Regions from separate parts of the Mus musculus genome. Here region 2 is linked to region 1. Evidence: chromatin contacts called from ENCODE Hi-C or POLR2A ChIA-PET data. All regions are on one chromosome and are shown on one strand. Each heading gives the region's core, a stretch centred on a gene start or an enhancer-like site at or near the end of the contact. The rest is flanking DNA. Distances are from core to core; before and after follow the strand shown. Region 1 has its middle 9.7 kb from the start of Gm39240. Region 2 overlaps Cyb5b (cytochrome b5 type B).

Evidence for each region. Hi-C counts contacts between places; a loop is a spot of excess contacts on that map. ChIA-PET counts read pairs that join two places held with the same protein, here RNA polymerase II (POLR2A).
Region 2: a map of adrenal gland shows a loop between it and region 1 (3-fold over the local background). The contact joins two enhancer-like sites. A Hi-C loop is called at or near these places in 14 of 37 maps with a recorded cell type or tissue (T-helper 17 cell, adrenal gland, gastrocnemius and 5 more). POLR2A ChIA-PET finds 5 or more read pairs at or near these places in 4 of 5 experiments (Patski and embryonic stem cell).

What each region holds. Positions count from the first base shown.
Region 1 is chr8:107,113,048-107,115,747 of GRCm38, reverse strand. No RefSeq gene overlaps it. Among named protein-coding and RNA genes, the nearest start is that of Gm39240, 9.7 kb to the left of the region's middle. Within about 2 kb of position 1,252, at least 1 of the 3 ENCODE cell types and tissues checked has a DNase peak (open chromatin) inside an H3K27ac peak, as active enhancers do; it is heart, where a contact is called at or near this core.
Region 2 is chr8:107,162,945-107,165,644 of GRCm38, reverse strand. The region is part of intron 1 of Cyb5b (cytochrome b5 type B); the gene reads right to left. Among named protein-coding and RNA genes, the nearest start is that of Cyb5b, 14 kb to the right of the region's middle. Within about 2 kb of position 1,269, at least 1 of the 3 ENCODE cell types and tissues checked has a DNase peak (open chromatin) inside an H3K27ac peak, as active enhancers do; it is heart, where a contact is called at or near this core.

The DNA of each region.
Region 1 (2,700 bases), core at 3-2,502:
AATCTGGGATTAAAGACATGTACCACCACCCCCAGCCATAAAAAAGTAGCAATTTCTGAGGCTTTTTTTTTTTTTTTTTTTTTTTGAGACAGGGTTTTTCTGTGTAACCCTGGCTATCCTGGAACTCACTCTGTAGACCAGGCTGGCCTTGAACTCACTGAGGCTAAATTTTTAACACCATGGAAAGATATAAAGGCACAAGAAACTCTTCCCTGTATCTGTTCCACTTTCCTCTGCTAATTATCATTAATAGTCCTTTCTTTTCTTTGTGTGTGTGAATGTGAGCTGTAAGTGCCTGTGTATGCAGGAATGCACACACTCTTGCGCACGTGAACACACACACATTTTTTAGAAAGTTTTCCTATGTAGCTCTGGATTGCCTCAAACTCACCCATCCTCGCGCCACATCCTCCACGTACCAACATTACAGGCACCGGTTCCCACACCTGACTTAATTTAATCTTTTTAATGAAGAATGGGTCCAGGTGTTTAGTAATACTACCATTTCCAAACCTGCTGGGACATCGAGATCAGAATGTCCCAGGGAGTTTCACTGGAAATCCACAGCTGCCTTCTGTGAACTCCATTCTCATCCCCCAGTCAGGGAAGGAAACTGGAATCTCGACACTGAAGGGCGCGTCCACGGTGCCGGTGTACAGACCACTGTGCGAACAGCCATCCACCCTCCCGTTTCTTGCTACAGGGGCAGCTCCTGTTTCCTGATTTCCTGTTACTCACGGGTTATTCACCAGAGCCTTATCAGGGTGTCTGCACAGCACCAAGACCCTGTGCCTTTCTTCCAGACCCGGGGAGGTATGGTGTGGTGTGAATTTCGACACAGCCAAGGCGGTGTTGCTGGGGGTTAGTTGGTTAGTGTGGGTGTTGGCAGCCAGCTGGGGCTCGGGTAGGGAGCCTGTGTGTGGGTGAAACTCAGGAATCCTGTGGCACTACAGTTACAGAAAAAAATTTAAAGGCCCAGCCCAGGCCTTTACGAAGTACAGCTGAGTCTGACAAACCCAGAACCAGCCCCAGCTCTCAGATCTTCTGGGGCGAGGGGTTGGGAGGGGGCGGGATACAGTTCCCTGTGGGCCCTTCTAAATCAGATAAGACATAATGCAGATGAAACGCGGGTGGGAAACGCACGGTAGACAGCAGATTACAGTCATAAAAAGAGATGACAGATTTCATCGTCACTCATGACCCACCCAAATGTCACGTCCTCTGGGCTCTTTCCCTGGCATTTCCTGCCCCAAGTGGATGTTCTTTCCATTGTACTCCCCGACACTTGAAATCGAACAACAAAAGGAAAAAAAAAATACTACTACTGCTGCCTGAGGTTTCCTGGGTCAGAATATCTAGCTGCTTTCCTGTTTGATCTCCCACCAGTCCAGGGGTCCCAGGGAGTTAAAGGCCCACGGGCTGTTTAGTCACGTGGTCTTCACTTTTCTTTCTTTCTTTTTTTTTTTTTTTTCTTACATACTCAATTAGCTTTCTAATTTCTGTAGCCCTAGAAACAGACCTATACCCGGGCCTCTTGATCCGTAACAAAAGTAGCACTTCAGAAATGAGGGGTTTTGCTTTTGGTTTTCTATGTTTATGATTTTTACAGTGAGTTGGTATGTATCACATGTGTGCAGGTATCCATGGAGACCAGAAAGTATCATATTGTCTGAAACTGGATTTGCTGGCAGTTGTGAGGCACCGTGTGGATGCTGGGAACTGAACCCACCGTTCAAGAACAGTGTGCGTTCTTAAACTCTGAGCCGTGGGTCTGTTAGCCCCGGAAGGGGATTTTCTTAAAGAAGGTCAATGAATCCGATACTCATAGAAAAATAAAATGCACCTGAGCCCTGTTGTTCGCCATTCTCAAACATCAGAGTTAGATTCGATAAAAGGTTACACATGGGGCTGAGGCTGTAGCACCGCTGGTTGAATGCTTGGGTTCCAGACCACCACCGCAGAAAACCAATGTGGTGATGCCTGCCTGTGATCCCACCCATGAGGACTTGACACAGGAGGATCAGGAACTCTGACACTGTCCTTGGCTACAAGCAAGGCCACTTTGAGCCTTTCCTTTGAGGCAGAGGCAGACAGATCTCTGACTTCAGCCTGACAATATGTTGAGTTTCTGGCCAAGCATGGCCACATCTTGAGTCATGAGGATGGGGTAGGTGAGGGAGAGAGAGACAGTTCAGATGGTAAAAGCACCTTTCGCACAAGCCTGCCGATCTGACTTTCCATCCCTGAAACCTCATGGTGGAAGGAGAGAGCTGACTCCTGAATGTTGCCCTCTGACCTCCACACACACCACTGGCATGCTACCCTTTCAGCCTCTCGCTCAGCCTCATCTTTTTTTTTTTTTTTTTTTAAAGACTGTTGCTAGGGCAACAGTTAGTAAAGTGCTCGCCTTGCAAATTCAAAGCCTTGAATTAGATCCCCAAAACCCTTGTAAAAAGCTGGGTGTGACTGCAATCCAGGTGCTGAGAAAGCAGAAAGAGGTGGATTTTTGCTGCTCACAGCCTGGCCCAGTTAGTGAGCTCCAGGCCATCGAGAGAGCCTTTTGGCTTCTGGGATTGTCCTCTGGCCTCCACACATACCTGTATGCACACACACTCACACACACACACACACATTTTGAAATATTTTTATTACTTTTAATTATGTGTATGTAGATATACATCTTGGTGTGGGTATGTCATG
Region 2 (2,700 bases), core at 20-2,519, 50 kb before region 1:
AATATCTTAAAATACATGCAGATGTGTTACAGATCAAACTAGAAAAGCAGTGCAAATTATGAAATAGAATTAATTGAGGCAAGGGAAAGATAAGAGGAAAAAAATGGGTGACAGCTTATTTGTTTTTTTTTTTGTTGTTGTTGTTTTGAGATCGGGTCTCACTATGTAGCTCTCTCCGGCTGTCCTGGAATTCACAATAGACTAACTAGGCTGGCCTCAAACTCACAAGAGATGCATCCACCACTGCCTCTCCAGGGCCGAGATTAGCATGGGGCACCATCCTCACTTGTAAAAGCTTACTGGATTGATGGTTAAGGTTCTAACTCTTGCTTTTGACAGTAACCACATTAGCTACTTTTGTATCACTGGATCAAAAAAAGTAACAGAATATCAGGGCGGAGGAGACTTCTATTGTGTGGATTTCAAAGGATTTCTGCTCCATGTAGAAAGGCATGGTGGCAGGAACAGGAGACATTGAGAGTAGGACTAGAACCTGCAGTTGGTGCTGTTTTCAAAAGACCGGCTCCCAATGACCTATTTTTGTCAACTTAGGCCCCACCTCCTAAAAGATCCACAGCCTCCCAAAATATTGTCAGCCTTTGGCAGACAAGTGGTAGTAAGTCTGAAGGGGGCATTTCTAAGTCAATGCATAATAACTAAGATGTATATAAGAGTGCATAAAAGGAGTGCTTTATAATAGTGTATTATGCAAAAGCTAGACATCAGCACAGCAGTCACTTTGGGGAGCGGGAGGCGAACTAATTAGGAAGAAACTCCAGAACTTGGAACACAATTTCACAGATGTACAAACTTAGGAAAAACTCACTAAGCATGCTTTCAGGCTTTGTGCATTCTTGTGTTACAGTTTTTTAAAATATGTCTTCAGAACTATGCAGCTGACATCAGAGAAGAGGAAACACCTGGGCATGTTTACTGACTAGACACAGGCAGAAAGTTTTGAATGTTTTGCACTGCACAGCACTTTCTTCAAGCAGCATTTTAGATGGAAGCCCAATATATACACTCACGTACAAGTGAAGAGTGTTCAGCAACCTTCAAGAGTCAATCTAAAAACCATCCACACGTATAAATGGACAAATGACAAATCAACACCACCAGTAGCAGGCACAAGGCGGTTCCTAGCGTCAGCGTCACAGGACTTTGAGAGCTGCTTGTAGCCTGCCAGGACTTAAAAATGCCCTGCTGTGCTATCTTCAGAGGTCAGATAAGGAAAGGAGACTTGAGAACAGTTCACAAGGTGCGCCACTCCACCCCGCTCAAAGGCTGCAAGTCCTATGGTAGCAGAGAGTACATTCTAGACCTAGCCCAAAGTTAGGAGAGATGGGACCAAGTTCAATTGTAGCCCAAACAGCTCCTGTCTGCCAGTTTTTGTGCTGGTTAATGTTCAGTGTCAATTTACCAGGATTTAGACTCACCTAGAAAACACAGCTCTAGATGTGTCTGTGAGGATGTTTCTAGAATGTTCCTAAGAAAGGCCTTGAATGTAGGAGACTGCACGTGACCAGCCACCTCTCACATCACTCGTCACACTTTCCCTGCCATGGTGGCAGGTTCCCTCAAACTGTGAGTCAAGATAAATCTCTCCATAATGCCAACTATTTGTCACAGCAAGAAAAAAGTCACTAATACAGAAATAATAAACACTGTCTTGGCTACAATAGTAAGAAATTGAAAGCTAGCCGGGCGTGATGGTGCACGCCTTTAATCCCAGCACTTGGGAGGCAGAGGCAGGCAGATCTCCGAGTTCGAGGCCAGCCTGGTCTACAGAGTGAGTTCCAGGACAGCCAAGGCTATACAGAGAAACCCTGTCTCGGAAAAAAAAAATAAAGAAAGAAATCGAAAGCTAGGCATAGTGGCACGTGACTGCAAACCCAGCACTCGGAGGCAGAGATAAAATCATCAGAAATAAGACTGAGCTCAGGGCTGGAAAGATGGCTCAGCAATTAAGACAATGTGCTGTTCTTGAAAGGGCCAGAGCTCAGTTCCCAGCACCTTATTGTGCGGCTCACAACCTCCTGTAACTCCATCTCCAGGGGGATCTGGAATCTGCAGACACCGTAAACAAGCACATATCTACACACAGACACATACATGCACTCACATGCACATATCTACACACAGACACATACATGCACTCACATGCACATATCTACACACAGACACATACATATACACATAGTAAAAAGATAAAAGTTCTTAAAGATACTACAAGACAAGTTCAGATGAAGCAACACACACAGTGACATGCAGATTCTTTCGGTTTTTCCTTGGAGTGTGTGCATGGGATGGCATTTGTCGTGTCCTTACCACATAGGCCTCTGCCTCTGAACTCCTCTAACTGTAACCTCTCACTAGGAGCAGTCGTCCCTAGTCCTCTTTTTCCCTCTTTCCTACTCCCCAACTAAGGGCAGAAAGGAAATAAATTTAAAATGCTGCCATATAAAGGCATGGGAGGCAGTCACTGAGCTGATACTGAAGGAGGGACCCAGCATAAGGCAAGACATTTGCATTATGTGGTGGGGCTTGGTTTCCACAGCCTCTTCTAACGCTTCTACAACCACAGAGGCCAAAACCAGGAGTGGAGCCAATGACGCTGTTAGTGTAGGAATCTTCAGGAGGCCGCCACATCTATGCAGCGCCCTGCCTGCTGTACTTTCTTTTCTTTAATGTATATGGGTG